Regions from separate parts of the Homo sapiens genome. Here region 2 is linked to region 1. Evidence: chromatin loops called from intact Hi-C (ENCODE). Cell type or tissue: PC-3. All regions are shown on one strand.

The links. Hi-C counts contacts between places; a loop is a spot of excess contacts. Peaks named below come from ENCODE experiments on the same cell type or tissue, not always from the same donor. Only the 100,000 strongest peaks of a DNase experiment are listed, where the experiment ranks them.
Region 2: it touches region 1 in a loop (8-fold over the local background); 4 of 110 quality-filtered maps call a loop at or near these places.

The regions. Positions count from the first base shown.
Region 1 is chrX:109,711,806-109,714,305 of GRCh38, reverse strand. The region is part of intron 1 of ACSL4 (acyl-CoA synthetase long chain family member 4); the gene reads left to right. Among named protein-coding and RNA genes, the nearest start is that of ACSL4, 20 kb to the left of the region's middle. In PC-3, a CTCF peak has its summit at 1,133 (motif pointing left); a DNase peak (open chromatin) is centred at 1,095; H3K27ac peaks cover 405 bases.
Region 2 is chrX:110,416,955-110,419,454 of GRCh38, reverse strand. The region is part of intron 1 of RTL9 (retrotransposon Gag like 9); the gene reads right to left. It also overlaps a transcript of AMMECR1 not described here. Among named protein-coding and RNA genes, the nearest start is that of RTL9, 59 kb to the right of the region's middle. RefSeq lists an enhancer at 627-1,127. In PC-3, a CTCF peak has its summit at 1,027; a DNase peak (open chromatin) is centred at 1,024; H3K4me3 peaks cover 309 bases; H3K27ac peaks cover 1,185 bases.

The sequences.
Region 1 (2,500 bases):
GTACAGCTGTACAAAAATATTTTTTCTTTATGTCCTTATTCTAAAAGCTTTTTTATATTTTTAAAATTGATTTTTTTCTCTTTAAACTTCTGTGTTAAAACTAAGACACAGTCTCAAAACAAAAACAAAAACAAAAAACTAAGACACAATCACAAACATTAGCCGAGGCCTACAAAGGGTCAGGATCATCAGTATCGCTGTCTTTCACCTCCACATCTTGTCCCACTGGAAGGTCTTTAAGGTCAGTAACATGCATGCAGTTGTCATCTCCTATAAGAGTGTCTTCTTCTGGAATACCTCCTAAAGGACCTGCCTGAGGTGCTTCTTGAGAAGGTGTCATTCTTTTTAGAAATATTGATATGTCCATGGTGGTTTGCTAGTATTCTTGAATAATGTGCCCTGCTGTGACTTCACTAGTCTACAGGAATTTTTCATCTCCATTATATTCTTATGGGACGACTGTATATGCAGTCCGTCATTGACTGAAATGTTATGTGGTTCATGACTGTAGTTTATTCCCTATTTTTAGATATTTTGTTGTTTCCATCTCTTTGCTCAGTTAATTCTTCATGATTTTAAGTAAAAGGCCAACTGTGTGTGTCTTCTCAATCTTTTCCCCCCTAACAAATGAGAAATATGACACTCTTATCATTACAGTGGCTCAATAAGCCAGTGATTCTAAATGTATGTATATTATGTTGAACGACTTGAAATTGCCTTTTTTTTTTGTCTGTAGCAAATTTTTTACTATTGGCAATTTTATGTGGTTCAACCTAATAGCTTGAAAAAGATTTCTAGGTTATTCTGACCACCCTGCACCCCTGTCCCATCTCTCACTTCCCTGAGAATCTGCATTTAGAATAGTGAGCTGTTTCTGAAGCCTTTGGACTAAGCAACAATGTTGACAAACTTACCTTCCAGGAGTCTCTGATAAGCACAACATCCTGAAGACATATCCTTGTGTTGATGACATATGCAGAGAACTTTAACTATAGTGACTTGCATCTGTGTGTCAGTACGGTAGAGATAGACTTCTGAGTTTTCACCTAAGCTCTGCAAGAGAGCCTGATGGTCCTCTATCCTGGTTCCATATCTGTAGTGACTAGCTAAGGACAGTGGTGCCACCCAGTGGCACGTTATAGACAAGCTGCTGATGTTGCTTTAGCACTCTTCACTGCATCAAATTCTTTCCTTTCCCATCCCTTTCCCTTCCCCTTCCCTTCTTCCCTTCTTCCCTTCATCCCTCCTTCCCTCCCTTCCTTCCTCTCTCCCTTTCTTCCCTTCTCTCTTCTCTCCTCCTTCCCTCCCTCCCTTCTTCCTTTCTTTTTGTTTTCTTTCTTTTCTCAGGGTCTCACTCTGTCGCCCAGGCTGGAGTGCAGTGGCGTAATCTCAGCTCACTGCACCCTCCACCTCCCAGGCTCAAGCGATCCTCCCACCTCAGCCTCTGGAGTAGCTGAGACTACAGTCGTGTGCCACCACGGCCTGCAAATTTTTGTACAGACAAGGTTTCCCCATGTTGCCCAGGCTGGTCTGAAACCCCTGGGCTCACATGATCCGCCCACCTCAACCTCTTTAGTAGCTGGGACTACAGGCACATGCCATGGCAGCTGGCTTTCTTTTTCTTTCTTGCATACTCTTCCACATTCATGGTCTCATTTTCCTTTTATTTTCCCCACCTATGCCACTGGCACTTACGAGCTTCATTTCGGCCAGCTGATAATATTCAGGGACACTAGCCATATAATTTTGCTGTGATACCCTTATTTTAATAAAGCTTTGGAATATAGGATGTGAAATAGTAAGTGTAAACACACTGAACACACTGTCACTTACTCTGCTTATGAAGTCGTGGTTCTTACCCAGAATTGGCATCAAGTTTGTACTTGGTCAGAATATGGCACTTCTTGGCCAGGCATGGTGGCTTACCTCTGTAATCCCAGCACTTTGGGAGGCAGAGGTGGGAGGGTCGCTTGAGCCCAGAAGTTTTGAGACCAGCCTGGGCAAGATGGTGAGACCCTGTCTCTACAAAATTTTTAAAAATGAACCAGGCATGATGGCGAGTGCCTGTAGGCCCAGCTACTCAGGAGGCTGAGGTGGGAAGCTTGCTTGATCCCAGGAATTTGAGGCTGCAGTGAGCTGCGATTGTGCCACTGTGCTACAGCCTGGGCAACAGAGCAGGACCCCATCTCTTAAAAAAATGCCACTTCTCCTGTTCAATGATGAGACTCCTAATATATGAGAGGAGGCCCTCCTATGTATTTCAAATGTGGAGAGGCATATACTTCTACTCAGATTGAAAGATTTATCTTGGAAATCCTTTTTTGGTTTCCTTTCTACATAATATGACTTCTTATTTCATTCCAACTTAATTCCAAAAATATTTATCCAGCACCTACTGTGAACCAGTACTGTGCTAGGCCCCAGGTATTACAGTAGTTATCAAGACAGACATGACCTCTGCCTCTAAGGAGCTTAGAGCCTAGCAGGGGAACAGGAACTT
Region 2 (2,500 bases), 710 kb before region 1:
TGCTAATAAAAGAAATGTAAGAGAGGAACAGGAGGCATCTAACTGTGGGTGGTCAGAGAAGGCTCTTCTCAGGAGGTAACGTTAAGCTGAGACTGAAAGGTTAGGAAGGAGCCTTCCATGCCAAAAGCAAGAGGAAGGGCAGTCCAGGCAGGAGCACGAACAAAGGCCCTGGGGCGAGAAAAGACCGAGAATGTTGCAGAAATTGAAAGACCAGTGTGGCTGAGACACAGAGCCCTAGGAGGGAGGTAAAGCCGGCAGGATTAGTACATGCATTTTGAAGCTGAGGAAATGGAAAGCCCAGAGAGATGAATGGACTTACCCACAATGCCTTGCACAAGGTAGGCGCTCCATATGTTGTAGAATTCACAGTCAGTAGGGCGGGGCTGAGGCCCTTTGCCTTCCAAATCGGACTGAGATTTCCCACCACAACTAGGAATCAGCTACCCAGGGAGACTGAAACATACAGTCGTTTTTGTTGGTGAGTCATAGGCAATGCACATTAGAGTGTGGGGTCGAGTGGCCCCAGCTGCTGCCTGTGTGTGTAAAGGGCGGGGGTGGGCTCAGGCCGCGGCTGAAGCTTTTTAGCATGTTTATGATGAGCTGAAAGAACTCACTGCTTAATTTAAAATACGGCTCACACATACACATACAATTCAGCAGCTGGAGGAGCTGCCAGGAAATGAGAATAAGTGTAGAAAATTGGAGGATCAGGAATATCAGGTATTCGGCTCCGTTTCCCAGCTCCCATGCGCTGTCTCTGATCCCATAAGGTCCCATCTTCCCTAACAAACTCTGGGAGGTCAAGACATGGTTGGAGACCGTGGCAGTTTGGGGAAGGGAGGCCTGGCCAGAGCCCTTAATGCTAGCTACACTGATTGCCCCACCCGGCCTTAAGCTTGCCGGCCTTCCTCTCGTTCATGTTCCTTGAAATCTGACGGCTGGAAAAACTCATTTGGCCCTGATCACTAACTGCCTATGCTAGCTGCTGCTTTTCCTGATTGTGTGTATCTTGCCTCCTCAACCACACGGGGGCCATCGGCACACACTTGAGGAATTGAGTTGTTTTCTTTTGTATTCACCGCAGCTCTCAGCACAGTAGAATTTACACAGTGAGAGACTCGAGTGTGTTTGCTCATGGGTTGCAAGATAGTATCATTTGAAAAGCCTTTGGGGCAGAGTACCTGCTCTTAATTAAAAAAATAAGAACCTCAACTTGACAAAAATGTGTTAGACCATCAGGCGTATCTCTGGTTTCCTTCACATTGTTCCTCTACACCCAGAGTCCCCGGCCTGCATGCCGGATGAACCTACAGCCTCTCAATCAAAATGCTCCACAAGTCATCTCTTTGGGTTCTTTGCTCAGAATATCCCTTCTGACTGGGATGCCCTCTCTCCCAACTCTACCAATCATAACCCCATCTCACCCTTCAAGGCCAAATGTAAATGCCATCTCTGGCATGAAGCTTTTGCAGGCACAATTCATTGCTCTTGCCCCTGAACATGGCACCCTGTGTCTACCTCTTTTATGGTACAGGCTGGTGGACTGGAATGACCTGGTTTCAAATTCCAACTCCATCACTTCCCAAGGCTACCTCCGTTTTCTCTTCTAGAAAAAGGGATAACAACATCAGCCTCAATGGGATGTTGGAAGTTGCCAGTAAAATAATATCTGCAGCCTGCATAGCACAAGACTTGGCCTCCAGAGCTCAGTAAGTGTTTTTTGTCATCATCATCATCTTCATCACCTCTGGGGAGCAGAAGAATGTAATAGTTCCAGAACTGGTTTGGTCCATTCTTAAAAATGTGACCTTGGGCCAGTCTCTTCCACTCTGAGGCTCTGTTTCCTCATGTGTATAAAATGAAGTGATAATAGTTTACCCACCTCCATCACAAAACCTGCTGGGAAGATGCAAAGACATAATAATGTAGGCAAGGTAAACTGCTAAGCACAGGGCTTATCGCATAAAAAAAAAATGCTCATTTGCGTCTGCACACCCCTACAACCTAGAAAACTCCTTTAAGGGCACAGACAATATTTTACTTATCTTTGCATCTCTTGCTGCCTAGCCTAGCCCAGAACCTCTGCAGCTGGCAGACCCACAATAAATCATTGTTGAATTGAATTGAAAACCCAAACCAGATGTGCCTCCTCCCCTGTCAAATGAAGCTTTCAAGCTGGCAGGTTGGGCCTGCTGCCTCTTCACTCCCCCTCCCTCCAAGCTGAGCAGCCGCCATTGTCTAGGCCTGGCTCTGGGGAATGAGGCAGTGCCTGCCGAGAGGAGGGATTCAGAGTGGGTAAGGATAGATGGCACTAGGTGGGATGAGTGCGGTAGGGAAGAGCACTCTGTCTGTTCCTGATGACCCCAAACAGACTGCCTTTGAAGGGGGCTATCCTGAAGTCTCTGTCGAATGAAAAGTAGTGACAGTCCAAAAGCCCTTCGCCACCCAGCGCCTAGCTGTGGAGGAAACCCAGCTCTCCCCCAAAAACCGAAAATTGGAA